Regions from separate parts of the Homo sapiens genome. Here region 1 is linked to region 2. A link is a loop called in an ENCODE intact Hi-C map of the cell type or tissue named here. Cell type or tissue: ovary. All regions are shown on one strand. Each heading gives the region's core, and the rest is flanking DNA. Links, peaks and the distances in the headings are about the cores only.

Evidence for each region. Hi-C counts contacts between places; a loop is a spot of excess contacts. Peaks named below come from ENCODE experiments on the same cell type or tissue, not always from the same donor. Only the 100,000 strongest peaks of a DNase experiment are listed, where the experiment ranks them.
Region 1: it touches region 2 in a loop (3-fold over the local background); 16 of 110 quality-filtered maps call a loop at or near these places.

What each region holds. Positions count from the first base shown.
Region 1 is chr3:130,876,888-130,892,770 of GRCh38, forward strand. The region is part of intron 1 of LOC107986023 (a long non-coding RNA gene); the gene reads right to left. It also overlaps a transcript of ATP2C1 not described here. Among named protein-coding and RNA genes, the nearest start is that of ATP2C1, 9.3 kb to the right of the region's middle. In ovary, for the core only: no CTCF peak of the experiment used is centred there; no DNase peak of the experiment used is centred there.
Region 2 is chr3:130,270,611-130,286,493 of GRCh38, forward strand. LOC105374106 (a long non-coding RNA gene) reads right to left here and starts at 6,093. Exons shown (of 2, transcript XR_924479.3): 1 at 6,006-6,093; 2 at 4,823-5,365. It also overlaps the pseudogene COL6A4P2. In ovary, for the core only: a CTCF peak has its summit at 5,757; no DNase peak of the experiment used is centred there; H3K27ac peaks cover 994 bases.

The sequences.
Region 1 (15,883 bases), core at 3,492-11,491, 610 kb after region 2:
TCTTGATTTCTTTTTATTGTTGTTGTTATTGGCATACAGAAATGCTACTGATTTTTGTATGTTGATTTTGTTTCCTACAAGTTTACTGAATTTGTTTATTCGTTCTAAAAGTACTTTGGTGGAGTATTTAGGTTTTTCTGTATATAAGATCATGTTATCTGCAAACAGGGACAATTTGACTTCCTGTTTTTGAATTTGGATGCTGTTTATTTATTTCTCTTGCCTAATCTATTTTGTCTGATATAAGTATAGCTACTCCTATATACTTTTGGTTTTCATTTGTGTGGAATACATTTTTCCATTCCTTCACTCACAGTCTTTGTCTGTTTTTAAAGGTGACAAGAGTTTCTTGTAGGCAGCATAAAGTTGGGTTTTGTTTTTGCTTATTCATTCAGCCAGTCTTTATCTTTCAATTGGGGGGATTTAAAATGTTTAAAAGAAACTACCATCAGAGTGAACAGGCAACCTACAGAATGGGAGAAAATTTTTACAATCTACCCATCTGACAAAGGGCTAATATCCAGAATCTACCAAGGACTTAAACAAATTTACAAGAAAAAATCAAACAACCCCATCAAAGAGTGGGCAAAGGATATGAACAGACACTTCTCAAAAGAAGACATTTATGCAGCCGACAGACCCATGAAAAAATGCTCATCATCACTGGACATCAGAGAAATGCAAATCAAAACCACAATGAGATACCATCTCACACCAGTTAGAACGGGATCATTAAAAAGTTAGGAAACAACAGGTGCTGGAGAGGATGTGGAGAAACAGGAACACTTTTACACTGTTGGTGGGACTGTAAACTAGTTCAACCATTGTGGAAGTCAGTGTGGCGATTCCTCAGGGATCTAGAACTAGAAATATCATTTGACCTAGCCATCCCATTACTGGGTATATATCCAAAGGATTATAAATCATGCTGCTGTAAAGACACATGCACGTGTATGTTTATTGCGGCACTATTCACAATAGCAAAGACTTGGAACCAACCCAAATGTCCAACAGTGATAGACTGGATTAAGAAAATGTGGCACATATACACCATGGAATATTATGTAGCCATAAAAAAGGATGAGCTCATGTCCTTTGTAGGGACATGGATGAAGCTGGACACCATCATTCTGAGCAAACTATCACAAGGACACAAAACCAAACACTGCATGTTCTCACTCATGGGTGGGAATTGAACAATGAGAACACTTGGACACAGAGTGGGGAACATCACACACTGGGGCCTGTCGTGGGGTGGGGGGAGGGGGGAGGGATAGCATTAGGAGATATACTTAATGTAAATGACGAGTTAATGGGTGCAGCACACCAAGATGGCACATGTATACATATGTAACAAACCTGCAGGTTTTGCACATGTACCCTAGAACTTAAAGTATAATAAAAAAATCATAAAATGTTTAGCCCTAAGGTTGCTATTAATAAATGAGAATTTACTTCTGTCATTTTGTTAATTGTTTTCGGAATGTTTTGTGTACCCTTTGTTTCTTTTTGTTTTTCTTTGCAGTTTAATGATTTTCTGTAGTGATAATGTTTAGTTCCTTTTTCTGTCTTATTTTTGTATCTGTTCTACCAGTGAATTTTACACTATTGTGTGTTTTCTTGATGGTAAATATGACATTGTCCTTTAGCTTCCAAATGTGGGACTTTCTTAAGCATTTTTTGGAGGGGTATTGATGAGTTTCCTGTTTTTGGTTTCTGGAAAATACTTTATTTCTCCTTCATTTCTGAAAGTTAGCTTTGCTGGGTATAGTATTCTTGCCTGACAATTTCTTTCTTTCAGCACTTTGAATATATTATCCCATTCTCTCCTGGCCTATAAGGTTTCTGCTGAGAAATATGCTATTATTCTGATGGGGATTCCTTTAGATATGACTTGATGCTTATCTCTTGCTGTTTTCAGAATTCTTTCTTCAACTTTTGGCAATGTAACTATAATGCATTTCAAATAGAACCTTTTTGTGTTGAATTTATTTGGAGATCTTTGAGCTTCCAGTATCTGGATGTCTATATCACTCCTAAAATTTGGGAATTTTTCAGCTATTATTTTATTAAATTACATTTCTTTCTGTTGGGACCATTCAACATACACTTTCTAGCTATTTGAAACTATATAAGTATTGTTTATTTCATACATTGGGTTCTTCAGTTTTAATATATATATATTTTTTGACAGAGTCTCACTCTGTTGCCCAGGCTGGATGCAATGGCACAATCTTGGCTTACTGCTACCTCTGCCTCCTGGGTCCCAGTTCAAGCAATTCTCCTTCCTCAGCCTCCTGAGTAGCTGGGATTACAGGCACATGCCACCATGCACAGCTAATTTTTGTATTTTTATTTTTTAATAGAGGCAGCGTTTCTCCATGTTGGCCAGGCTAGTCTTGAACTCCTGACCTCGTGATCCACCTGCCTCAGCCTCCCAAAGTGCTGGGATTACAGGTGTGAATCACCATGCCTGGCTGATATTTCTGTTTTTTTCTCTTTTTTTAATGAAATGTACCTCTGTTGAATTTTTCATTCAGATCCTGAATTGTTTTCTTGATTTTATTGTATTGTTTATCTGTATTTGTTTGCATTTCACTGAGTTTTCTGAAGATAATTATTTTGAATTTCTTTTCAAGCATTTCATGCATTTCCTTTTTTGGTATTCTGCTACTGAAGAATTACCGTTGTTTTTTGGTGCTGTTATATTTCCTTGCTTTTTCATGTTATTTTGTTTCTCTATGTTAATATCTGTGCATCTGGTGTAACCGTTGTTTTCTTCCAATTTTATACAGTATCTTTCATAGAAAAAGACTTTTTCCTATAGATGTATTCATAATGTAAGTTGGGTAGAGTGCTTTGGCTTTCATTCTGGGTGGGTGCGATAGTACAGTCTCTGTATAATTTCTTTGGCTGTCATCAACATCAGTGGTGTCTGCAAGTTCCTCAGTGGCTTAGATTGCAGTTGTCTGTGGGAAAGCTGTGCTGGATGGGGATGCCAGGTGAGATGATCCTTGGGCCCCTGGGCAGCACATGGGTGCATGATGACCTCATCGCTGGAATGGGCTGGGTTGCTGGCAGAAGTGATAGTGAACCCTCATGTGGTCTGGTCCTTTAACCCCTATTTGGTGTGGTGGTGGCAGCAGGTACCTAGGAGGAGTGCAAAGGTGTTCATGGTGGCTGGGAATGGATGTTTGAGGATTACTTATGACATTCATTAAAAGATATACTATAATTATCATTTGGAAAATTACAGAGTTCCCTTTACTCACCTCAAAGGGCCTGGTGTCATTTTTAGTTTGTAAGCCTCCTGTTAAATATTCTACACTGGGACACTGCTCATTTAAAATACCAATATTTCTAGTAGTTGATGTAGTAGTTTTGCAGAAAATAGTTTTGCATTCAGATGTTTGAATTGGGAGCTTGATTGGGTCAGTTCAAGCCCCAAATTTTCACCTCAGCTTACCTGTTCCCACTCATAGGAAGTTTTACCCCTCCAAATCCTCATTTTTCCAATTCGCCTAAATATTGGACATTTAGAACTATTAAAAACTTAAAATATGATACAGGCTACAAAAGCATTACCTTCTATAATCAAGGAAGAAAAATAAGGTTGTCCAAAGGCATACTGTAAATGCTTCTAATCCAATTTTCCACCTGATCTTTGATTGTAGCAATAAATTTTCTAAGCTAAAGGATTAACAATTTGCTTGTGTTGCAAAAACTCTTTCCTGCCAATTTGTAATTACCCTTCTCTATCATTTATCTCATAAACTATATTGCCAAATTGTAATTTCCCCTTTTTCATTATCTATTTCAAAAACCATCTCATTGATATGGGTTCTGTATCTCCCATAGTATGCTCAGTGGGACTAGTGGTCTGTTTGGATGATTGTCCTGGGCTAAACTGCAGGATCCTCATAAAGCCTTGGGGCTGTTTATCTCACTCTCCAATTTATTATCATAATGGCATTTTGTGCCTTTTTCCTCATTTATTTGCACAATAGGAAGCACAGTGGAGAGAGATGATTTCTGCAGGGGGCCTGGAAGGACAGGGGACAAGTTCAGACACAGAAGAAAGCTTTGCAGAAAATATCTGACTTCCAGCAGTTACTGGGATAGAAAACTTTTAAGTGCAAAATGTACTATTTTGGAGGTATGAGGAAATGCTACCTTTCCCAAAGCACTCCCACATCCCAGTGTGCAGCAGGATAAAGAGAGACTGAAAATGTTTCTGATATGAAATTGATACAGCATTTAAATGGAGGGAGGAGGCCTAGGCTATTAATGCAAACACAGCTAGAGGCCTGCAGATATGACACAGAATTTTTCCCACAGTTTTAATTTAAAACAACCAACCCGTCAGCAAAGCTTTCAAAGTTGGTGGAAGATATTGGCCAGTGGCAATTTAACTTACTCACCTATTTTAAGACCTCCTTTTCTTTTTCTTCTTCTTCTTCTCCTCCTCCTCCTCCTCCCCCTCCCCCTTCCCCTCCTTTGTCTCTCTCTCATCCAGGCTGGAGCGCAGTGGTGTGAACATGGCTCACCACAGCCTTGTCCTCCTGGGCTCAAGCAGTCCTCCCACCTCAGCCTCCCAAGTTGCTGGGACCACAGGTGCACACCACCATGCCCAGCTAGTTTTTAAGTTTTTTGTAGAGATGACGTTTCTCCATGTTTTCCATGTTATTACTTCTATTTCTTTGAGGAAAGTCATTGGCATTTTGGTAGAGATTGCATTCAATCAGTAGATTGCTTTGGGTAGCATGGACATTTAAAAATATTAATTCTTGCATTCCATGAATATAGAATATGTTTACATTGTTTTGCATCCTCTTCAATTGCTTTCATCAGTGTTTTACAGTTTTCATCATAGAGATGTTTCACTTCTTTGGTTAAGTTAATTTCTAGGGATTTAATTTTATTTGTGGCTATTACATGTGGGATTATTTTTACCTCTTTTTCATATTGTACTCTGTTGGCATATAGAAATGCTACTGATTTTTGTATGTTGATTTTGTGTCCTGCAACTTTATTGACTTTATTTACCAGTTCTAATAGTTTTTGGTGGAGTCTTTAGGTTTTTCCAATATATAGTCATATCATCTGCAAATAAAAATAATGAAACTTCTTCTTTTACAATTTAGATGTTAAAGAACATTTCTCTTGCCTAATTGCTCTAGTTAGGACTTCCAGTACTATGTTGAATAATAGTGGTGAAAAAGTGGGCATCCTTTTCATGTTCCAGTCTTAAAATAATGACTCTAAGTTTTTCCCCATTCAGGGTAATACTAGCTGTGTGTCTGTCATATACTTTTTTCTTTCTTCTTTTTTTTTTTTTCTCACTCTGTTGCCCAGGCTGGAATGCAGTGGCGCGACCTTGGATCACTACAACCTCCACCTCCTGGGTTGAAGTGATTCTCTTGCCTCTTGTAATCCCAAGTAACTGGGATTACAGGCATGCACCACCACACCTGGCTAATTTTTTATATTTTTAGTAGAGATGAGGTTTCACCATGTTGGCCAGGCTGATCTCAAACTCCTGACCTCAAGTGATCTGCTTGTCTTGGCATCCCAAAGTGCTGGGATTACAGACGTGAGCCACCATGCCCAGCACAACTTTTATTATGTTGAGATATGTTCCTTCTCTACCTAGTTTTTAAAGGGTTTTAATCATGAACAGATGTTAAATTTTATCAAGTGGTTTTTCAGCATCAATTGAAGTGATCATATGGTTTTTGTCCTTCATTCTGTTGCTATGACATATCACATTAATTGATTTGCATGTGTTGAACCATCCTTGCATCCCAAGGATAAGCTCACTTGGTCATGATGAATGATGTCTTTAATGTATTGTTGAATTTGGTTTGCTAGTATTTCATTGAGGATTTTTGCATTAATATTTATCAGAGACACCAGCCTGTAGATTTTTTTTTGATGTGTCTTTGTTCTTTGTATCAGGGTAACACTTGCCTCGTAGAATGAGTTTGGAAGTATTCCCTCCTCCTCTATTTTTTGTAATAGTTTGAGTAGCATTGGTATTAGTTCACCTTTAAATGTTTGGTAGAATTCAGCAGTGAAGCCATCAGGTCCCAAGCTTTTCTTTGCTGGAAGACTTTTTATTATGGCTTCAATCTTGTTACTTGTTACTGTTCAGGCTTTGGATTTCTTCATGGTTCAATCTTGGTAGGTTGTTATGTGTCTAGGAATTTACCCATTTCTTCTAAATTTTCCAATTTATTAGCATATGGTTGATGATACTAGCCACTAATGATCCTTTGAATTTCTGTAGTATCAGTTGCAATGTTTCTATTTTCATCTCTGATTTTATTTATTTGGGTCTTTTCCTTTTTTTTCTTTGTTAGTCTGGCTAATGGTTTGTCAGTTTTGTTCATCTTTTCAAAAGACTAACTTTTTGTTTCATTGACATTTTTATTGTTTTCTTCATTTCAAACTTATTTCTGCTCTGATCTTTATTACTTCTTTTTTCCTACTAATTTTGAGTTTGATGTGCTATTGCTTTTCTAATTTTTTTAAAGATGTATCATTAGGATATTTATTTGAAGTCTTTCTTCTCCTTCTTTTTTTTTTTTCTCCACAGAGTTTTGCTCTGTCACCTAGGCTGGAGTGCAGCCTAGCTCACTGCAACATCTGCCTCCCAGGCTCATGCAATTCTTCTGCCTCAGCCTCCCAAATAGCTGGGATTGTAGGCACCTGCCACGACGCCCAGCTAACTTTTGTCTCTTTAGTAGAGACAGGGTTTCGCCATGTTGTCCAGGCTGGTCTCAAACTCCTGACCTAACCTCAAGTGATCTGCCCACCCTGGCCTCCCAAAGTGCCGGGATCACTCATGTGAGCTGCCGCACCCAACCCTCTTTCTTCTTTCTGATGTAGGTACTTAGAGCTTAAACTTCCCTCTTAGTAGTTATAGCTATAAACTTCCCTCTTTCAATGTATCTGATATGTTTTGGTATGTTGTGTTTCCATTAGCATTTGTTTCAAGAAATTTTTCAATTTCTTTCTTAATTTCTTTTCTTTCTTTCTTTCTTTTTCTTTTCTTCTTTTTTTTTTTTTTTTGATAGAGTCTTTCTCTGTCACCCAGGCTGGACTGCAGTGGTGTCATCTCATCTCACTGCAACCTCCGCCTCTCGGGTTCAAGTAATTCTCCCACCTCAGCCTCCCGAGTAGCTGGATTACAGGCTCTGGCCACCATGCCTGGCTAATTTTTGTACTTTTAGTAGAGAGGGGGTTTCACGACATTGGCCAGGCTGGTCTCCAACTCCTGACCTCAGGTGATCTGCCCACCTCGGCCTCCCAAAGTGCTGAGATTACAGGCGTGAGCCACTGTGCCCGTTCTCCTTCTTAATTTCTTCATTGACCCACTGGTCATTCAGGAGCATATTGTTGAATTTCCACGTATCTGTATAGTTTTCAAAATTCCTCGTTATTAATTTCTAGTTTTATTCCATTGTGGTCAGAGAAGATGCTTGATATTATTTCATTTTTGGGGAACGTTTAAGACTTCTTTTGTGACCTAACATATGGTCTGTCCCTGAGACTACTCCATGTGTTGAGTAGAAGAATGTGTAATCTGCAGCCATTGGATGAAATGTTCTGTAAATATCTATTAGGTCCACTTGGTCTACAGTGCAGATTAAATTTGATGTTTGTTGATTTTCTGTCTAGGAGGTCTGTCCAATGCTGAAAATGGAGTGTTTAAGTCCCCAGCTATTTTGTATTGAGGTCTATCTCTCTCTTTAGCTCTAATAAAATTAGCTTTATATATCTGGGTGCTCCAGTGTTAGGTACATACATATTTATAATTGTTATATCCTCTTGCTGAATTGACCTCTTTATCATTATATGATGACCTTCTTTGTCTCTTCTTATAGTTTTTGTCAAGAAAACTATTTTGTCTGATATAAGCATAGCTACTCCTGCTCTTTTTTGGCTTCCATTGGCTTGGAATATCTTTTTCCATCCTTTTATTTTCAGCCTATGTGTATCTTAATAGGTGAAGTGTGTTTCTTTTCTTTCTTTTCTTTCTTTTTTTTTTTTTTTTTTTTAAGACGGAGTCTTGCTCTTGTCGCCCAGGCTGGAGTACAATGGCGCGATTTTGGCTCATTGCAACCTCCGCCTCCTGGGTTCAAGCGATTCTCCTGCCTCAGCCTCTGGAGTAGCTGGGATTACAGGCACCTGCGACAACGCCCAGCTAATTTTTGTATTTTTAGTAGAGACGGGGTTTCACCATGTTGGCCAGGCTGGTCTCAAACTTCTGACCTCAGGTGATCCACCCGCCTCTGCCTCCCAAAGTGCTGGGATTACAGGCAGGAGCCACCACGCACAGCCGGTGAAGTGTGTTTCTTATAGGTGATAGATCACTGGGTCTTGTTTTTTAATCTATTCAGCCACTCTGTGTCTTTTGGTTGGACAGTTTAGTCCATTTGCACTTAATGTTATTATTGATAAGTAGAGACTTTCTCTTACTATTTTGTTATGTGTTTTCTAGTTGTTTTGTGGTCTTCTCTTCCTTCTTTCCTTCCTTCTGTCTTCCTCTTAGTGAAGGTGATTTTCTCTGGTGGTATGATTTAATTTCTTGCTTCTTATAGTTTTCGTGTCTATTGTACGTTTTTCAAGATGAGGCTTGCAAATACTATCTTATAACCCATTATTTTAAACTTAAGACAACTTAAAACTGATTGCATAAACAAAAACACATTAAAAAAAAGAAAACTAATAGAAACTCTACACTTTAACTTTGTCCCCCTGCTTTTTAACGTCTTGTTTCTCTTTGTTTCATTGTACTATGTCTTGAAAAGTTGTCGTTATCATTTTTGGTTGGTTCACCATTTAGACTTTCTACTTGAGTACTCTACATGCCACAATTACAGTTTGTTTTTGCAATCAGTTATAATATTCTCTGATTTTCTATGTGCTTACTATTACCAGCGAGTTTGTACATATATATGTATTTTAATTTTTATATTAGATTTGGGGGTACACGTGAAGGTTTGTTACATAGATAAACACGTCATGAGGGTTTGTTGTAAATATTCATATAGATGATTTCTTATTGCTCATTAACATCTTTGTCTTTCAGGTTGAAGAACTCTGTTTAACATTTATTTTAGGACAAATCTAGCATTGATGAAATCCCTCAGCTTTTGTTTGTCTGGGAAGGTCTTTGTTCTTCATGCTTGAAGGATATTTTCACCAGATATACTATTCTACAATAAATTTTATTTTTTTCCTTTAGCACTTTAAATATGTCACACCACTCTCTCGGCCTGTAAGATTGCCACTGAAAAGTCTGCTGCCAGACATTTGGGAGCTCCATTTTATTTTATTTGTTTCCTTTCTCTTGCTGCTTTTAGGATCCTTTCTTTACCCTTGACTTTTGGGAGTCTGATATATTAAATACCTTGGGGGTAGTCTTTGGGTTAAATCTGCTTGGTGTTCTACAGTCTTTTAGTACTTGAGTGTTGATATCTTTCTCCAGGCTTAGGAAGTTTTCTGGTATCATCCCTTTGAATAAACTTTCCATCCCCATCTTTTTCTCTACGTCCTCTTTAAAGCCAATAATTTAAGAGTTATTGCCCTTTTAAGGCTATTTTCTAGATCTTATAGCCATGCTTCATTCTTTTTTATCCTTATTTCTTTTGTCTTCTCTGACCATGTATTTTCAAATAGCCTTTCTACATGTTCACTATTTATTTTTTCTGCTTGATCAATTCTGCTATTAAGAGACTCTGATGCATTCTTTAGTATTCCAGTTGCATTTTTCAACTCTAGAAGTTTTGCTTCTTTTTAACTATTTCAATTTGTTTGTTAAATTTATCTGATAAAATTCTGAATTTCTTTTCTGTTATCTTGAATTTCTTTGAGTTTTCTAAAAAGAGCTATTTTGAATTCTCTGTCTGAAAGGTCACATATCTCTGTTTCTCCTGGATTGATCCCTGGTGTCTTATTTAGTTCATTTAGTGAGGTCATGTTTTCCTGGATGGTCTTGATGTTTATTGGTGTCTAAGCATTGAAATGTTAGGTATTTATTGTAGTCTTCACAGTCTGGACTTGTTTGTGCCCATCCTCCTTGGGAAGGTTTTTCAGGTATTTGAAAGAACTAGGGTATTGTGGTCTAAGCCATAGCTGCGTGAGGGGGCACCTCAAGCCTAGTAAGGTTGTGGTTCTTGTAGACTTGTAGAGGTACTGCCTTGGTGGTCTTGGATAAAACCCTGAAGAATTCTCTGTATTATGAGGCAGAGACTCTTGTTCTTTACCCTTACTTTTTCCCAAACAAATGAAGTCTCTCTGTGCTGAGCTGCCTAGGGCTGCAGGTAGAGTGACATACTACCCCCCTGGCCCTCACTACTGGGACTGTGCTGGGTCAGACCTGAAGCCAGCACAGCACTAGGTCTTGCCCATGGCTTTCTGTAACCACTACCTGGGTACCACCCATGTTCACTCAAGTCCCTAGGGCTCTACCATTAGCAGGTGGTGAAGCCAGCCAGGTTGGTGTCTTTCCCTTCAGGGCAGTGAGTTCCCCACAGCCCCGGGTGGGTCCAGAGATGGTGTATGGGAGCTAGGGACTGCAGTCAAAAATCCTTGTATGTCTACCTGACGTTTTATTCTACTGTAGCTAAGCTGGCACTTAAACCACAATACAAAGTCCTTCCTGCTCTTCCCTCCCCTTTCCACAGGCAGAGGAGCCTCTCCCTGTGGCAACCACTATCACTGGGCCATGGGTGGTTTTCTACACCACCATTGGTATTCACTTAAAGTTCAAAGGATCTTCAGTCAGCTTGTGGTGAATGCTGCCAGGCTTGGACATACCCTTCAGGGCACTGGGCTTCCCTCTGGCCCAGGGAAGGTCATGAAATGCCATCCAAGAGGTTAGGCCTGGGATTGGGGACTTCACGAGCCCACTTGTTGGTCTAACCCACTCTGACTGAGCTGGTATCTAAAGTGCAAAACTAAGTCCTCTTTACTTTCCCCTCTGCTTTTCTCTAGCAAGAGGAGTCTCTCACCATAGCCACCACAGCTGGCAATGTTCTGGGTCTCACTTGAAGACACGTCTCAGAGTCTCACCCAAGGCCCATGCCATGATGCACTACCTGGGTATTGCGGCTGATTATTTAGTACCCAAAGGCTCTTTATTCACAGGTGATGAATCCTGCCAGGTGTGGATCCTTCCCTTCGAGGCAGCGGTTTACCTTTTGGCCCATGGTGTGTCTAGACGTGTCATCTATGAGTTAGGGTCTAGCATGGGGGCCTCATGACTGCCCAGTGCCATATCCTACTGTGACTGAGCTGGTATGCAAGATGCAAAACAAAGTCTTCTTTGCTCTCCTCTTCATACGCAGAGGAGTCACTTTTGTTGCTTCAAGCTGTGCTGCCTGGGGTTGGGGGAAGGATGGCACAAGCACTCCCTTAGATTCCCTGGCTAGTGTCTCCCCAGGTCATGTACCACCCTAGTCCAGTGGCTCTAAGCCCATCCCAGCCCAGCACTAGAAGTTGCCTAAGAACTGCAATCCCTGTGTCCTAGACAGACTTTCAAGTTTACCTAGAACCCCAGAGCACTTTGGCCTATGGTGGTGAGGCTTGCCAAAAAACTCAAGTTCTGACAATTGGGATGGTCCATTCCCCTCTGGCTAGGTCTGGTCCAAATGTTCCCTTCATGCATGAGTGCTGGCTGAGCCCAGCATGGCTTTGCTCTCCACTGTGACATGGCAGCACTGAGTTCAATAGAAAGACCACTAGCCACTGCACTCTCCCTCCCCCAAGTGCATATACTCTCTGTGTAGCAGGGCTGCTGCTAGGTTATGGGGAAGGGGTGGTGTCTGTGATTCAAGACTGTCTCTCCTACTCTCTTCAATGATTCTTTCAGTGATATGAATATAAAACCAGGTACTCCGATTGCTCTGATTTTTGGTTCTTGTGATGGTATGCAGTTAGTTGTTAAACTTTCCAGTATGCAGATATTTGTTAAAATGTGTTGTTCCTGTCGGGGGTTATCAATGGTACAGGCTTCTATTCCGCCATCTTGCTCTGCTCTCCAAAACACTTCGAATATTAAACACTGAAATAAATGTGAGTTATACATACATTTAAGAAAGATTAATAAAACAAATAAGGTAATTATTTACCCAATTATTCCAGTTCCGGGTTGTAGGTGGCTGGAGCCTATCCAGCGGCTCAGCACTCAAGGGAGGAATCAACCCTGGACAGGATGCCATTCTATTGCAGGGTACACATGTACACACACTCACTCACACTGGGACAATTTAGACACGCCAATTAACCTAACATGCACAACTTTGGGATATGAGAGGAAACCAGAATACCTGGAGAAAACCCATGTAGACACAGGGAGAATGTGCAAACTCAATACAGTGGCCCTACCAGTAATTGATGTTTTTTTCTCATCATTTAATGAAATGATGTTGAACAAAATGACCTTATTCGAGGACCTAGTGTACAATGCTTTTTGTCAGGCATTAATATTCATGCCATCAAAATCAAAAGCACAGGCTCAGCTAAAATTTCTCAAATGCATGGAAACAAGCACCTCAACACTGTTATCTTTTAATTTCAAATGGTTACCTGGGCTCAAAATCTGGGTGTGCAATTTTATCTGCTCTGGGCAGTGCTCAATATCGAGCATTTCTTACAACAATTAGGACTTATTCCCATTCAGATAATGTTGTCCTAGTTAACCCCTTTGTGGTTTTTGGAGATGTAGGTTTATTCTTTAAACTTTTTTTTTTTTTTTTTTTTTTTTTGAGACAGTTTCTTGCTCTGTCCCCCAGGCTGGAGTGCAGTGGCATGATTACAGCTCACTGCAGCTTTGACCTCCTGGGCTTAAGCAATCTTCCCACCCCAGCTGCCTGAGTATCAGGGACCACAGGTGTGTGCCACTGCACCCAGCTAATGCTTTTATTTTCTGTAAAGACAGGATCTCACTATGTGGTCAAGCCTGGTCTTGAACTCCTGGGCTCACACAATTTTCCTGCCTCAGCCTCCCAAAATGTTGGGATTACAGGTGTGAGATGCACCAGAAACCCTTAAACTTCTTAAAAATCCCTTAAGTCCTCTTGGTTTTACAGGAAAGTAGGAGCTTGGATTTTAGTTTGATCATAGGAAACAAGTAGATTGTTATTCATTCAACAAAAAATATTTATGATAAACATTTTTCAGGCTATCCATTTATTTAATAGGTCTTTATTACATATTTACTGCTGTCAAATGTTTTGGGGCCAGAGGTGAATTATGCTAGTTTGGAAACTAGGTGGAATATTATCATTTAAATGGATACCTTTGTATCTCAAAACAAATCCTGTAGTTTATATAATTTGGAATATTGTATGTCTGTTTTCCATGGAAATGATGAAGTTCATTGGTCATGGTACTCTTGGGTCATGGGACTCACACTCACTTTGCTCTTACCTCTTTCTTATTTTCACATGCATCCCATCGACACTCATGTCTAATCCAGAAGACTGGTAGTATATAAGATCCCAAATATTACCACTGGCTCAGAATCTGAGCCAATGAATGGAGAGACTATGTCATACTTGAAATAAACTTCTTTAACAATAAAAATTAAGAGTATAAGTTCTCTCATTTCATCTCAGTTTCATCAAATATTTCATGTTTAAAATGCTAGCAAGTGTGAAAGAGGCTATGGAATTTTGTGAGTGATAAAATATTTGTAGAGTACTTGGGGATCTGGATCTGGGTGCTATTAAAACCAACCAAACACAAGTAGCTCATATGAGTCCTTCAATTTTTATTCTTGCTTCCAACTTTTAATCTTCCAGCACTGCCAAAACATGGAACTAGGCAGATTTATAGCAATTCTGGTAGATGTTTGTTAGGAACTGATTTCGTACAACACTCTTGGCAATAAAACTATAGTTTTCTAAACTTGACATTTAGCATGTCCTTTATCTTATAAGAAGAAAAATACTTCTGTTGTTCTGTTGGAGTAGGTTAGCTTATAAAAATAAAGTGATGCATCTTTATATGTTTTTAACGTGTCCAACTTTGCCAGGCATGGTGGTTCATGCCTCTAATCCCAAGCACATTGGTAGGCCGAGGCAAGAGGATCTCTTGAGCCTAGGAGTTCAAGACTGCAGTGTGCTATGATGGCATCATTGCACTCCAGCCTCAGCGACAGAGACTCTGTCTCTTAAGTTAGTAAGTAAATAAATAAAATGTTCAACTTAAAATAAAATTACAATTTCTTTTCTAGCAGCTAGGTGAAATTTCTTAACTATTAACCTCTGGTACTTTAAACAACATTAAAACAGCCTTTAAAAGAAGACATTAATTAATTGAGGAAAGATTTTAAAATAATTTTTTCCAAGTTTTAATTTTTAAATCCCTAAAGAACCACATATTCTTGTACCATCCAGGTTTATAAAAATGCAGCTATCAAATTTGATATTAAAAACAAGATACCGCACACCCTTTGTGGAATAAAGCACAGTATAAAGAAAATTAGAATGTCATGACCATTCTTCTTCAATCTTTCCCATTTGTAATATTTCCCCCAAGCGGAAAAGCCTGACAAATTTCCCTTTCTTGCACGTGACCACTTTTTGCATCAGATGCATTTAATTTTGTAGGTTAAATATTCAGGACAAAAGGAGAGTAGAAAGAATTTTTAGAGCTTTGATTTCTATGGAAGCAATAAGCTGAAACTTGGAAATAATATGTTTCATTGCCATCAATCCCATTGTAGCTAGCTAACACTCCAGGGATTTCCTTGATTCTCTCTATAATAATCTTATACTTCTATAGTGCTTATAATTTGCAACCTGTGTTCACTTACTTTATGAGATTCTTACAAAAATCTTTTGAAAGAAGGCTAGTGTGTATGTATATGTGGGTGTATGAATATACATATATATGTGTATATGTTTGTCTATACATATACATATGTGTGTGTATGACATATATATGTATATAGTCATCCCTCATTGTCCACAGGGGATCGGTTCCAGAACCCCCTCAGACACCAAAATTTCCAGATGCTTAAGTTTTTTATATAAAATGACTAATTGGTCAATTCTTCTTGGTAAAGTTGATCTTGATCTTACCAGTTTCTTTTTTGGCTTAGTAATAGGAACAATGATTTTCATAATTTAGGGGACCAAAAGTAAAATTTCAGTTTAAGTCATTTTAGGAATAAACCATGGAGCTATAAATCTTTTGGAGGAGTTATAGATTCAGTGTTAATGCTAGAGTATTGCAGTATATTAATACAACAGATAGTTCTGAAAAGTTGCTTTAGAAAAATGTTTCAGCTAAAGTGACCCAATACCAAATTCTGTACAGTTACCCTCTATTTTGTAAATGCATATGTTAATATCAAAGTATTTATATTGTGTAATTTCCTACCTTAGGTGCTTTTGTTTTTAATATAATGCTGTTTCAAGGTCGAATATGTACAGTAATAACTGTTACAAATTGATTACGAGAGATCACAATCATTGTACAAATCACAGGCTATGTCATTGTGTAGACAAAAATCACTGACCATGCATGCCAGAGGTGGATCATAAATAGTAACTCCTAAGACTAGAAATCTACTTGATATTTTTATGGGTTCATCTTTAAAAGTGACCTCGCTGAATAAAAGTTCAATATTTCTTAAAAGAAAGGTAAATCTAAAAACCGTCCAGAATTTTCGATCCTAGTCTAGTACCACTTACTTGGGAACAAATATAGAAGCACAGGCAACCCCGTCCGTTAATTTGGCTCCGTCATTGTGCAGACAAAAATCACTGACCATGCATGCCAGAGGTGGATCATAGTTAACTCGTTAAGACTAGAAATCTACTTGATAGTGATTTTTATGGGTTCATCTTTAAAAGTGACCTCG
Region 2 (15,883 bases), core at 2,701-10,700:
CTGCTTTCTTCCAATTTGTCCTCCTTCCAGTTCCATTCTAAACAGCTGATTGACATTTCTAAAACACAAATATGGTTGTGTCCCTTCTCCTCTTCTATGGTTCCTCATTGTTTATAAGATAATGTTCAGGTGCCTGTGGAAGGCACATGGGCCTTTACAATTAGACCCCTGCTTTGGTCCTCTGGGGCTTTACTGGCTGCCACTTCCCTGCATATGCCTTTCGTGGCCTTTATGCCCCGCAGTTTATTCCAGATCTCTGTACCATTGCTTACCCTCACCTGACTGTCTATATTTCCTCCACAGTGTCCACGTGGGCTATATCTACTCATCTTTTACTACTCAGCTCAAGTTTCACCTCTCCTTAGAGTTTTTTTCTATGCCCCCAGGTAGTTTTAAATTTTCACAGCCTCCTTGGTGCTCCTGAATCTTAAGACAAATTCTGCCATAGTGCCTGCTACCTTTCATTGCGCCTACCTGTAAAGAATTAAATGAGTTATCTCTCTTCGCAGGTGCCAGGCTGATCTTGGTACATTTTCAAGTTCAGTGTTATATCCAAAGCACACAGACCAATTTTTTGGTTTTCCCCTCCAAGTAGGGCTATAAGACATATATGCCAGGGAATAGAATAAGCTGGAGCAAAATTATAATTTCATTGTAGCTGCTCTTTATACCTGCCAACTCTTTTCTTTTTCTTCACCTTTACCTTTCTTTACTCCTGGATTCCAAGAACTACTGTGAGTAAAATTGTTACTGCCACCGCATAGTTCTTCCAAGAAGGCAAAGGTTAATATTCATGGTAAAAAATAAAGCCAAATATAAGACTGGGGGCTAGCGATAATTGCTTGGGTAAAAATTTGTTGGCCCTCAATGCCTTAACATACTGGTAAAAGAAAAATTAAGACTAGTGGTATTCTGAGTGTTAAGCTACAATGATAATTTAGAGATAATTAGCATAAAGCATGAAGGACTCTTTCACCTATAGCCGTAATGACCAATGTAATAACTGCTAGCCACATTGGCTATTTACATTTAAATGTAAATAATTCAAAATTAAATAACATTAAAATTTCAGTTCCTTGATTGCACTAGCCACATTTCAAATGCTCAACAGCCACATGGGAGTGGTGGCTACTGTATTGGACAGCACAGATTTTCCGTTATTTTAAACATTTCATCGTTATAGAAAGTGCTACTCTAGAAGTCTAATTTAGGAAGAGCAGTCCCTGTTTGATTGTCTCTCAGACCCAAAGCAAGGGTGGAGGTTCTAAAGATGACAGAGTGTCCCTAGGAAAAGTGATGGATATATTTGAATGAATTCTTGGTTTGTCAGTTCAGAATCAGTTGTAACGGCAGAGGTTGGTGCCGGCTGATAACTAACCCGAGTCTATTTGTTGGCTCTAGAGAGTACAGCAAAGAGTTCACCATTGGAGTGTTTTTCTGTTGACAACAACAGGTTTTTGAATAAGTATTTCTCTTACTTCTCCTGGGCCTGTACTGCTTGTTATCTTATATCCTCCAGAGTAGGGGTCATGCAGTGAGCAAATTCAAATATGACTACTCAAAGCATAGGACTATTTCCATGATCAATTTCTTACCGTACTAAGAGCATATCTCATCCCTGTGGGTACAGTACATCTGGTCACCTCTCCTAGAAAACTAGTCTGTGCCGATTATACTATTGGGAGGTTAGCAGATAGTTTCACAGAAACAAAGCATGAATTTTAAGGCTTGTGTTTTTGAAGATAGTATCCTCTTTATTTAAGGGTACATGGAAGGCCTAGGAGGAACTGTGGGGAGGATGGCAGCATTCTGTGCTTCAGGGCCAACCTGGATCAGAAATACTTCTGTGTGATACAAAGGATACCCAAGGAAATCTGTTCTCCCTAGAAGTTGAGGTGGGGAGGGTTATATACCTGGGAAAATCATTGCCTCATGTAAAATTCAGGGAGTCTCAGATCTTGCTTTGTTGTAATGTGTTGATTTCCAATGCTGTTTTTAATTGTTCAGGAACATCATGTTTTTCCTTTAATAGATGTCTTAATTTCTCAGGCAAGAGCCAGGGTACTATAAATAATAAATAAGCTAGATTTCCTTAGGTCATTAGAAGACTGGAGACAAGGGATTGGGATGGTTTGCAAAAGGAGGGAAAGCAGTATAATACACAAGTGAGGAGTGCTCAGTATCAGAAAGATTTATTAATATTCATTCACTTATTCCCTCATGTGTACATTATCTGTGGCATGTCTTCCAGGTACTGTGCAAAGTCATAGCTATAACTATGTTGCACATTTCACATATGTTATATGACACTTTATAACATACTTGTGATATAGAAGTTTTTTAAAAATATTGCTTTTATAGCTGAGGAAATTGAGGCTCTGAGGGGTTAAATTACTTGCTTAAGGTCACAGAACTAGTTGGTGGTGAGGCTGAGATTCATTCCCAGGTCTGTGACTCCAAACCATTGCTCTTTTTCTGTCATGCTCATGCAGGAAATTCAGCTCTGTATTTATTTTGTTGCAGGTCCTTGTTCCATGGATCCAATGGAAGGCGAGTGTCAGGATCACACCCTGAAGTGGCATTACAACAAGGAGGAACGGGTTTGCCAGCAGTTCTGGTGTGGCAGCTGTGGCGGCAATGCCAACCGGTTTGAAACCAAGGAAGAATGTGAGGCTTGGTGTGTCCCAATACAGTAACAGTACAAGCAGAGCCCTGTTACTGTTAAAGGCAGAGCTTTTAATGCTGATGAAATGGAGATTACCAGGGCTGAGGCAGGACCTCACAGCTCAGAAGTGACAGCCCATTCCAACACCTTGGACATCAGATTCCTAAACGTCTGAATGTTTTCACGCCAACAAGGACTTGGGCCAGATGATTTGTGACTTGAGGACTGAATTCTAATAGTTAAAAAAGTAACTGAAAGATATTTAAATGAATTAGAACGGAATGAAAAATAAACTTGAACTTATAATATTATTTTAAAATTTGGGGGTGCTATGTAGCAAAATAAAAATCAGTGTAAGCAGTGAGAAAAACCTAATTCAGAAATGAATCGAAACTTGGTTTGTTTTTTTCACCACCAGAGAATAGGGAAATATTAGTCAAAGAGAGGGCATGGAAGAAGGGACATCTAATGTGAACGAACTTCATACTTACTACTTAATGTAGATAAATAAAGGCATTCTTTATTAAATCATTTGGCATGAGACTGTGTGTGATCCTTGCTCACTGCAATCTGTGCTATACTTTGTGACATTGTGGTTGATGAAGAGACAGCCGTGATTTTTCCATGAGACCAACCCTTTGGCACCCATTATAGTGGCCTCTGTCCTTCAAAACATGGTGACTCAACAATTAAGGCTGACATTATTAATGAAAAGTGAAATGAAAGCTTTACGTTCACCATGGATGAAACATTTTGCAGCAAAGATATTAAGGAAAATCGTGTTTTTTGTGAGATTTTCCTCTGCCTCATGGCTTGATTCTCTGGGCCTCTAACCATGGGCCTGGCTTCCAGACAGAATTGGGAACTGTGTGGAGGAGATCTGTGGGGGCACTGAGGATGCACGGCTTGGGGTCTTTGTAAGATCATGCATTAGTCAGCTGGGGCTGACATAGCAAAATACCACGGGCTTAAACCACAGAAATTTATTTCTGACAGTTCTGGAGGCTAGAAGTTCAAGATCGCAGCACAGAGGGCACTCTTCCTGGCTTGCAAATGACTACCTTCCCGTTGGGTCCTCACATGCCTTTCCTCAGTGCATGCTCATAAAGACAGCAAGAGAGAAAAGACCCAAGCTCTCTGGTGCCTTTTTTTTTTTTTTTTTTTATTTTCATTTGAGACGGGCCTCACTATACCAATATTGCCTTGGCTAGCCTCAATGTCTTAGGCTTAAATGATCTTCCTGCCTCAGTCTCCTGAGTAGCTAGGACTATAGGCATGAGCCACTGCACCTGCCTCTGGTGTCTCTTCTTATAAGCACACCACTCTTATTGGACTAGGGACCATTCGTATGACCTCATTTAACTTTAATTACCTCCTAAGGCCCTAAATACAACTATAGCCACATTAGGCGACCATATGAATTCTGGGGAAACACAAACATTCAGTCCATAACTGATCACAAGCAGCTGGTTTTCCCCCAGGGACACAGGATGGAGTTGCTCTCTGGTAAGTTCCTGGTTCTGTAAGTGTGACTGCTATAATCTGTGTGTTTCTCCACACAGTCTGGTGACATAGCAGGTGGGATGGAATCAGCTTTATACAAAATGTTCAAAGAAGCACATTTTAAATTCTATTTTTATAACAATCATTTTAATATGATCACAAAAGGATGACTGTGTTCATGGTAGCAAATCTATAAGACACAGAAATGCACATGGAAAAAATAAAGATCACCTATAATCTTTTCTCCCAAAGGTAACCGTTTTGATATAATCCAGGCTTTTTCTAATGAATGAATATACTATCTTCTTTTTCTTCCTTAACACAGTACAAGCAACTGATTTTTTGACGGGAATTAAATGGCAGATGCTCCATCCTGCCACAGAGCTGCTCATCATATGAATGGGTATATGCATTTCTCTGTTTTAGGCATAACTTCAGCTGCCTGAGCATAAAATGGCCAAAGTGATCTATCCTGAGGATGGTATTTGATTTGAACTGTGATTTATTTTCTATTTCTTATTCCCATTCTTCCCTTCCTATGTCCAGGAGTTGGGAACACCAAGGCAAAGTTTCAATAATAAGAAGATCATTGGGAAGAAACATTCAAGTGTGTTGATTGTCCCCACTTGTTAACTTAAGAAAAAACATAATTTATAAATTTAGAAGAGAAGAGGCTTTAATTCTTATAAAAGGTTACAGCCTGCAAGGTGGTTGTCCCACAGGCTGGGAAGCCTGCCTCTAGCCAAGACCAGAGACAGGCGTTTGGAAGGAGGAGGGGTTGGGGTAGGAGTTTTATGCTGAAAAGGTTGGCTAAACATACATGTTCAACAAGTTACAGGAGGAGCTGAGTATTCAAGAAAGTGGTCCTGACACAGGCATGTTAGATAAACATACATGTAACTTATGACCGATGTTCATTTTGAAATGAATAGATGAAATGTATTATACCTAGCCCCTATGTCAAAAGATCTTTTCAGGACATGAAGGTACACAGGTGTGCAGTCTCTGTAAACCAGCAAGAACCAGTCCATGGCTGGTGGTCTTCTCATCAGGAGAAAGTTACTGAATTCAGCCTCTTGTCCAGTCAAAGCTGTTTCTGGTCGGTGGAACAGGGGTTCAGTGAATCAGCATCTGTGAGCTGGATGAGTTGTAATTGTTTTAATACTGTTTATCTGGAGGCCAGTGCTTGTTTAGCTGCTGGAGAAAAAGAGAAACCTTGTGGCAGTTAGAACATAGTTGATTCTTTAAGTGCAGGAGTGTGTGACTTAACCCTTTGCCTGGTATGGTCTTAGGTCCTGTTTATAATTTGGTATCTTATTGCCATGAAAAGTCTCCTCTGTCAGTCTTATGATCCCTATTTTAACATTAATGCTGGTCAGTTGTGTCTAAACTCTAAAAGGAGGAGGTATAACCAGGCATGTCTGACTTTCCATCCCGTCATGGCTGGGAATACAGTTTTAAGGTATTTCTGGGGTTCCCTTTGCCAAGAGAGAGTCCATTCAGCCCGTAGGAGCTTAGGATTTTAAAGTTTACACATCCTTGGAACATTCATGAGATCCAACTGCAGTTCTCCCTGTGTTTACTAGGTGGCGGTATAACCCTTTCACGGAGGTCCTCTGACTCTCAACATAAACCTTACACTCCATAAATTCCGAGGTAGCAACAATATAGCCAAGGGCAGAAACAACTGTCTATTGTTTCAATATTCATACCCACTCTTACTGTATACACAGTTTATAAAGCACTTTCCCATGTTATGTCATGTATTTGCCCAGCCCCACCACTAAATCTGGGATGTTGGCATTGTTCATCCCCTTTTTGGGATAAACTATCTTACAGAAGTGATGTGGCTTGGCTCAGACCCGTAACAGAAACTGGCCTTGAACTCCTTTTTATCCCGAGACCAGGGCTCCTTGAGCTATACTGCATTTGTTCCAAACCGTTAGCTGCCACCAAAGAATTCTGAAAGTCAGAGCCACAGGGGTGGGAGGATGGGCTTGATTTCTGCCTCAGATTCCCTGCTCTTCCATCTGCTGCCCCCACCCCCACCCCCACCCCACCCCACCCTACCCCACCCCACCCCTGTGGTTCTGGCCTGGGTGGAAGTAGGAGTGGACTGAAAGAGAAGTTGAACTGCAGTGCAGGTCAGTTGTGATGGCAGCCTCGGCCAACCCCACAGGGATCTCTGGACCTAAGTGGGCTTGTGTGAGTTACCCCAGTGTGGGCTAACTTGGCTGGGTCTGTATCCCCTGCCTCCATCACCCAGAAGGGCATACCTGTGGACGTGGCAGCTCTGAAACTGTGGCAGGCTCTAAAGTCGACCAGCTGAAGCCTTTCTGCTCACAGCACTCCTAGCAGGTGGGGCAACAAGTTCTTCCTTGAAGCAGGAACTGCAGAGCACAAACCACACTCATCATAGTTCCTTTACCTGGAATGTCTTTTTGCATTGTTTTCAAATTTCCCTAGCTTCCAAAATCCAACAGGACACAACGAAAATCATTTGTGCAAGTTCTCAGAGATCTAGCCTTTGCATTCATCTCTAGCCTCACCTATGGTGGCGGTTGTTCTGACCCTCCAACTTTTCATTTGAGCAATACCATTTCCTGGAAACGCCATATTCCATTCACCTATGCTGTTGCCCTTGGTGATACTTTTGTGGGAAATGCCTTTATTTAATTTATTTACAAATATTTAATAGGCATCTATTATGTACCATATCCATTATCTGTGCCAAAACCCAGCTCAGCTCTCATTGCCTCTCAGGAAAACATCTCCCATTGCCCCCTTTCAAGAAAGAATTAATCAGTAGCTCCTATAGGCTGCCTTGTATACCCTTATCTTTTTGCCCTTTTCCCTCCATTTTACACCATTTGCCAATTAGTCTCCTTATTAGGCCATGAGCCTCTTCATCTTGGAATCCCCTCCCCAGGACAGGGCCTGACACTTCTCCCTTTAGTTCTGATATTTAAACTCCCTGCCAGTTTTCAGACTGTTAGAAATGCCCCACAGCCACCCCAACAGTTGGTTGCCTTCTATATCTCTTGCTCTAGAACAACTTTTTGCTTAGTAATTCTGCATTTATTTTTGTTCTGCATTTGTTTCAGACACCAGGGCATCTGCCTCCATCAGTCAATTGTAAAAAGGTTCATGTGTTTTTAAATTCCTCCTTGGATCTGTTATTTCATTAATTATAACCTTGCACTGCTTTGGGGATATTAATTTATCTGATGAAAGAATTGAGACCCAGAAAGTTCAAGTGGCATCAAATCTTACACCATGATTCAATTGGTAGCCTAAAATTAGAATTAAAATGTGTTTTGAACTGATTTGGCATCTGCTTGGTTCGCTCTGCAAAGTTTAAGGGTTTTAATCATTACGTGAATTGACTGCTTTGCACTTTTAAACATGTAGTGGATTTCACTGATCCTAGAAAAGTGGAGGGTTTGCGATTGGTAGGCTCAGAACTTGGTTCCCAGCCATGTATCAAAATGTATAAATGCATACAGGGATTTTCCCCAAGCTCTCCTGAGTGGAGATCATGCTGACTGTGTACTATTTATGGTTCTTCCTTTAATTTCTGACCTCTTGTGATCTCATGGTGGATTCTTCGTTTAACTTTTGAATAATCTCAAAGGTATATTTGTAATACAGCTGGAGAGTCAATGTTGGGATTACGGTGTTATGGGAAATACCAAGACTGGGGCATGTGAATTCAGCATCTGGTTCCCTCCGCAGCTTTCCTGGTGACTTCATAGAAGATACTCTATTTTTCTGGGCTTTGGTCTTTTCTGTCTGAGGAGACTGGAGAGGAGAGAAACATTACTTGCCCCTTTATCGTCTCTCTAAGTTCTGCAAACAAAAGCATTCCTTCTTTAGCTAATCTCTTAGGAAGCTAAAAGATGCAAGCCCAGCAGAGGACAGGAGAACCACCCAGCTGAACCCAACCCAAACTTATGACCCACAGAATACTGAGCTAAATAAATGGCTGTTGTTTTAAAACACTAAGTTTTGGGGTAATTATTAATTTCAAAAAGTTGTGACTGGGCTTGCTCATGTGTCTAGTCAGCTACCAGTCTGTTGGTCAGTTGGCTGGCCTAGGATCAATTCCTAATGATAAAAAAAAATAAAAATTGTATATATGTATTCATGTAATAATATAGCCTCAAAATACTTAAAACACCAATGAAATTAGATTAGAAAAAGCATTTAGAAGCAGAATAATTGGAAAGGAAGACATAATATAGTTTCTATTCATACACAATATGAATACATATCTAGAAAAGTAAAACATTCTAAGAGAACAGCAATGTTACAGAAAGAGTCTTCTCCATCAGCCTAGAGCCTGCGGTGATCATTCAACAGCTGACCATGATGGACACAAAATATGATTGAGAAAGAAACCTTTGTTTTTGTAATCCACCAAAATTAGGGGGTTGTTACTGAAGCATTTCCAGGCCTGTCCCCAGAGATACAGGTATAGAGAAATGGGAACTCTCAAACATGGCTTTTGGAAGCAAATATTATAAAATGTTTTGGCGTTTTCTAGTAAAATTAAAAATTTAAATACTATGAACCAGCAATTTTACTTGTAAGCATATTCCCTGAAAACTCATTTGCTTGATGACCAAGATAAAACCACATTCATGAATAATGTTCACAGCAGCATTTTTAAAAAAAAAACCCAAGTTGTAAACAACCCACGTGTTCATTAAGAGTGAAATATGTAGGCTGGGTGTGGTGGCTCATGCCTGTAATCCCAGCACTTTGGGAGGCCAAGGTGGGCAGATCACTTGTGGTCAGGAGTTTGGACCAGCCTTGACAATATGGTGAAACCCCATCTCTACTAAAAATACAAAACTTAGCCGGGCATGTTGGCGGGTGCCTGTAATCCCTGCTACTTGGGAGGCTGAGGCAAGAGAATCACTTGAACCTGGGAGGTGGAGGTTGCAGTGTGCTGAGATTGTGCACTGCATTCTAGCCTGGGTGACAGAGTGAGACCTTGTCTCAAAAAATGGAAAAAAAAAAAAAGAGTGAAATGTGTGAATATGCTGTAGTACATTAAAATAAGGTGTACAACAATGAAAATGAATGAATGAAATTGAATTAAGATTAAGCCACATTGACTAAATCTTAAAAGCATATATTTGAGAAAGACACAGAAGTATGCATACAGTAGGATTTCATTTATCTAAGCTCCAAAATAAGGCAAAATTAAAATTATATTGTTATCCTTTATGTGGTAAAACTAGAAAAAAAAATCCAAATATGTGGTCACAGTTGAAGTGAGGACAGAAACATGGTAGACGCCGTGATGTGTTGCCTACATCCCGCTTCAGGAATGAAGAATTTGTTCTTCAGCTGCTGTGAGTGCTGCTGGAAGGTGACTCTCAGAGGTCAGCCCTCATTGAGGATTTCCTCAGAGGAAGAGAAATTTACCTTCCATGGGCAGATGCATCCAGTGACTGGTCAACACTGAGTTATAAAATCCCAGCCCAACAACTTGGGATAACTCTGCAGGCCATCCCACAGCTGCTTATGGGGTTGACTGAGGCCTTCCACTGGACTGTACCACAGCCCAACTTCTCTCGCTGCCTAATTTTGCTCTTTTCTTCATTCCACAGGTGTTGATTTTAAAGACACTCCCATATAAATGTCCTACATGCTCGTCTCTGTTTCAGAGACTGTTTTCTGGGGACTCCAGTCTGTAATCCTCTTGTGGAGGGAGGTGGCTAGGACCAGGAAGGAAAACACGAATGATAAGAATGTTCTATTCTTCTGTCGAAGTTGTATTTTCACAGGAGTTCACTTTGTATGTATTAATCAACGTGTATATTTATATTTTATGCTGTTGATTTATGTTTCATGCATCATAGTAATCCAGAAATTCCTCAGAAACACAAATCCAGGACAAGTGAGCTGATGTCACCCTCGTATTACCCCTGATTCAGGAAAATAAAACATATTCTTTTAAGATATGTGTCAGCCTGAGTGAATCTCCTTTTTTTGGAAGGGGCAGGGGGCTCTTCATTATGCATCTATGAGTGGACACATTTTAAAAGCATATTTTTTCATTATTCAGAATGTAGCAATTTTGTCAGAATTCCTTCTGTCAGGAAAAGAAAATTCCAGACTGGTTCCTGGTCTTGCCTTCTTAATCATTTTCCTCAGGGAAAACTGAAAAGTGCTCTCAGAATGTTGGTCTCATTTTAATCCCGTGGTCCTTTGGACATAATTTTGTTTTGATTCAAAACTGTACAGGGGCTTAAAGAGAAACTTATAAGTGTAGATGTAAGAAGTGATATATAGCTATTCTGTCAATATATATTTACTAAGCACCTACTATGTGCTAAGAACTCTTCTAGTAGCTCAGGAAATGGCAGTGAAGAGTAACAGTAATAAAAAAAAACAAACCCTGCCCTCATGGAGTTTACATATTAAGAGCACAGCTGGGGATCTTAGAGATAGTACCACAGTAAATAAGTAAATTATCCAGTGTGTTATAAGGTGAAAGCACTATGAAATAAAAATGAAAGTTTAGCAAGGTAAGGGTACCTGGAGTGCCAGCGGGGAGGTTTGGGCAAGTATTAAGAAGATGGCCAGGGCTTGCCAATGAGGGGCTGACACTTGAGCAAAGATTTGAAGGAGGCAAAGGAAAAGCTTGTCCTTGAAAGGCTATGTAGATATCAGGGACAAGGTCATTCCAAGCAGAGGCAACAGCTAACACAAAGAAAGGCTGTGGCCAGGCATGGTGGCTCACGCCTGTAAACCCAGCACTTTAGGAGGTCGAGGTGGGCAGATCACGAGGTCAGGAGTTCGAGACCAGCCTGGCCAACATGGTGAAACCCTGTCTCTACTAAAAGTACAAAAGTTAGCTGGCCATAGTGGTGGGCACCTGTAATCCCAGCTACCCAGGAGGCTGAGACAGGAGAATTGCTTGAACCTGGGAGGCAGATGTTGCAGTGAGCCAAGAATGTATCATTGCACTCCAGCCTGGGCAACAAGAGTGAGAGTCCATCTCAAAAAAAAAAAAAAAAAAAAAAAAGAAAAAGAAAAAAGCTGCAAGGTGGAAATGTACCTGGTTTGTTTGAGGAACAGCAATGATGATGCCAGTATGCATGAAGCGGTATGAAAAAGTGAGTCAAAGAAATGAAGTTAAAGAGGAATTGAGGAGGAGAATCATATTGCATATGGCCTTATAAAGGATTATGTTTAAGTTATCTATTGCTATGTAACAAATTATTCCAAACTTTATGGCTTAACTCAATGAAAACACTTTGTTCACTAATCTGTGATTTGGGCACAGCTCAGTGGGAAAGTATATCTCTACTTTCCTCAGCATCCGTGAGTATAGCTTGAAGGCTGGGGCTGGTATCATCCCTAAGGCTTCCTCACATGTCTGGTGGTTGATGTTGGTTGGGACTTCAGCTGGGGCTGTGGCCAGACCACCTATATGTAAACTTTCCATGTGGTCTGGGTTTCCTCACAATATGGTAGTTGAATTCCATGAGCCTCTAGAGAGAGACAGAGCCAGCTTTTGAAGTCATGCCCCGTCACTTCCATCCCATTCTAGTCATTAGAAATGAGTCACTGGTCGCTGAGGCTGGTCCCTAAGCAAGGTGAGGGAGATTCAGCTCTACCTTGAAGTGTGAGGAGTATCCCAAAGTTTGCAGATATGTTTTAAAACTACATTTTAAAAAGTTCTCCAGATTTTATTTTGAGTAAAGTCCATTGCAGGGTTTTGATAGAGGAGTGAGATCATTTGATTCATGTTTTAAAAGTATTACTCTGCTGTAGTGTTGTCAATAGAATATAGGCCTGCAAAGGTGGCAGTGGGGAGATGAATTAAGATGCAAGGGATAATGATGGCTTGGATATCATGGGTAAGAAATGGTGATATTTTAGATATATTTTGAACTTAGAGCCAATATTGACAGATTGAATGTGGGATATGAAAGAAAAACAAGAGTCAACGATGCCAGAAAGGCTTTTAGCACAATCAGCTTAAAGGATGAAGATGCTGTCAACTGAAATGTGGGACAGTCGTGAGTGGAGCAGGTTTGACGAGTTGTTAAAGACCAAGAGATCAGCTTTGGAAATGTTGAGCTTGAGACAGCAATTGGACATGCGGCTGGGGATGTTGAGTAAGCAGCTGGATATGTGAGTCTGGAACTTAGAAAAAGGCTGGGGCTGGAAATATGTATTTTAAAGTCATTAGACTATAGATACTATTTAAAGTTCTGAGATTGGATAAGATTCCCAAGTGAACGAATGCAGAGAGAAAAGAGAAGAGGACAGAGGACTGATTCCTGGAGCACTCTAGCATTTAGAGGAGAAGCCAGGGAAAAGAGGAGAAACCAGGGAAAGAGACCAAGACAAAGGGACCAGAGCACTAGGAGGAAAATCAAGATATTGTGATGTCCTTCCTGGAAGCGCCGAGAGAAGAAAGTGCACTGAGGAGGAAGAAGTCTTGGCAAGCCTGTTTTTATTATAGTTCTTTTATTATGAGTATTGTAATCAACTTTTTAGCTTTGGGGGGTGTTATTTTGGCTTCTTTTTCTATAAACTTTATATTTATATCTTTTAAGTCAAATTTTCTACTGAGTTGGTTATCTTTTTCTTACTGATTTTAGGATCTCTTTGCAAATAAAGAAAATTATCTGTCGTATGTGCTACTGATATTTTTTACAGTTTGTCATTAGTATTTAGACATGGTTTAACATATGTGTATATTATATAAAATATATACTGTAGTACTCTATATACATATAGTACTCTGTCTCTCTGTCTATATATATATATCTTTAAAGTAATAAAATTACATGAATTATATTTGCAACTATCACTTGCCTTAACAGCAAGAGCGCCCTCCGATCCACATTCTATTCCAGGAATCTTCAAAGTTGGCTGTGGGAGGAGGATCTTTCGGCTGATGGGATGGCTGACAAACAGAACAAACTCTGTTTCTCGGGCTTTGTCTTCCTTTCTTACTGACTCTTTTACTCACTGCCACCACCTTGTCTCCTTGGGTTTTAACCATCCCAACCCTACTCCACTATAAAGTTTAGAAAGCTGAAAGCTGAATTTCCCAGACTCCCTTGTAGCTACGGGGGCCTTGTGACTGAGTTATGGCTAATGAAAAGCAGGTGGGAGACTGCTGGTGCTGTATTTCCATTTTCTTGCCTGTTTTTTAACCTACAATATAGACACGAGCCTGGAGATCCAGGAAGCTTCACTAAGGATGGCAGAAAGATGGAAAGAGTCTAGAGTCTTGAGGGCATAGACTTTCAATCTACCTGCCTTGGTCTGCCTGTCCCAGACTTCTTGTCATGTAAGACAAATTACTTGTTTGGGCCATTGTTTATCAAGTTTTCTGGAAACAGCAACCCAACAGTACCCTAACTGATACGTAGGCATTCAAAGCTCCTCCTTTAAATCCCTTGCTCAATTGTAGAAAGGCCCTTCCTCCCCTGTGCTTTAGTCAAGATTCTTTTGGAAGTGACAGAAGTGAAACTCAAAACAGTTAGGGCAATAAAAATTTGTTGGCTCGTGCATCCTTCTTAGGAAATGTATACAGTTGTGCTTCTGGAACGAGAAACTCAAATACTGACTAAACTCTATATTTCTATGTTTAATTCTCTTTCTCTCTGTGGGTCAGTTTCAGTTTTTCAGCCCAGATGTTTCTAGGAGTCTTGAACCACCATCGTGACAGTTCCTTGGCCACTTCTACCCAGCTAAGCCACCAGAAAATAAGGATCAGAGGGCTGGGGACTTTCTCACTCTCAGGTCCCCTCCACCTGGTGGATGACATCCAAAATCTGCCACTAAGAAATCTCTTCTTTGACACTTTGAACAATCAAAATTAGAGTCTCCCCTGGATGCTACCTTGGTAATCCCCTCTCAGTCCTGATTTTCTGTCAGAAAGACTTCCACTCTTCAGTTACACCTATAAGAGTGTAGCTTTTATCTTCAAATATTATGAGCACATGTTAGAAATATATAAGTATTCCTACAAATGTAACTATATATTTAGGTATGAGGAAAAGAGAAGAGGAGGTTATTTTCTCATGGGTGTCACCCCCACCGCCCCTGTTCCAAATTATGTGAGAATGTACCTTTAAAAGGAAAACCACAAAACTCAAACCAATTGTCATAAATTAATTAAAGTTCAAGAGAACTCGCAAGAGTTATGTAAGTCATAATGTGATTGGATTCAGGTTAGGGAAAGAATGGTTGAATTTCAAGAACTTCTCGGATTTCTCCATCTTTCCTACATACAGAATGATGGCAAAGAAGGAAAACAGAAAGGAATGTTACACTACAAATCACCATAACTTATGAAATAAATACATTTATGCAAAAGGAGATGGTAGAGGCCTTCCAGTTAAGTATTGCAGAATCAAGATAAGCCAACTTCATTCTCCCTTCTGAAACAACAAAAAGAGCAGAGACCACATGAGAAGAAAATCTCAACCCACAATCAATGAAGAATAGCTGCCAAATGCAGTGAAATTTAGACCATTCTCTTTTAAATTGCAATTGTTTATCCTCTACCACTCCTGATTCCTCCTTTCTGCACTTCTCCCCAATATATTTATCAATTTTTATAATTTATGGTATTATTTTTTATAGTCTCTCCCCCTCTCCTTGCTCCCAACAAGGCAAATTCAGCAAGGGCAGAGATATTTTTTCTTTTGTTTATTGATGCATTTTGAAGGCTTAGAACAGTACCTGCAATGTGGTGTTCACTCAACACATATTTTTTGAATAAATGAAGTTACTTCTTCAGACTCCACCACTGCATAGAATTCTCCATGTGTAGGTGGTTAATGAGGGTACAAACAACCTCTGATCTTGGAACAGATGGCTTACTGGAATATCCCTGAGCCTCACTTAATATTAAAAAGCAGTAAGAAAGTTCAGATGTAAAGAGTAGCAGAGATGCCATCTCATGAGAGTCAAGCTGTGGTAGGGTAGAGGAGAAATGTTGTGGGGCAAGGTCATTTGAAGAGGATTAAGCACAAAGTCACTACATGAAGAATCTGGGATATTGGCCTCATGGAGTCCCATGTCTAACTCCAAAAGACAGAGCTTCAGAGTAGAAAGTTGGTGGGAGAATATTTTGAGGCAATAGATCTAGACCCTATTTGCCAGCTGGGCCAGGTCACCTAGACTGATGTCTGTTACCATACACTATTCTTCAGCAAGCAGCTGACCAAGAAAAACTAGCTCCCATTAAAATATAAACAATAATTTAAAAATCCAGCCAGAAACTATGATAAAAATATTAAAAGATAAAAATGAAGAAACTCACTATAACAAGAACACCAAAGTAATTATGTTACAAAGCATAAGAAAATATTGAACACTTTCCTTGAATTAAAATAAGATACATTAAAAGAAATATGTCTCTTTGCACCAAGAGCTCAAAGAATACAGACAAGTGTACGAATAAAATAATAACAAAAAAATTCTAGAAAGGGATTTTTAAAATGAGCTGGAAGAGCCAGGAGAAAAAAAATTAGAGGAGAGACTGAAGCCATTATATAAAAGATAGCCACGCTAGAAATATCAATAAAAGGAGAAAAGGTAGTACCAAAAATACAGTTAGGAATATTGAGGATAGGTTTCAGAAAAATGAGCAAAATAAAATGGAAAAGCAAAAGAGCATTTGAAAGGATTACAGAGAAAATAATAGAAAAATAAAAAGGATTTTAT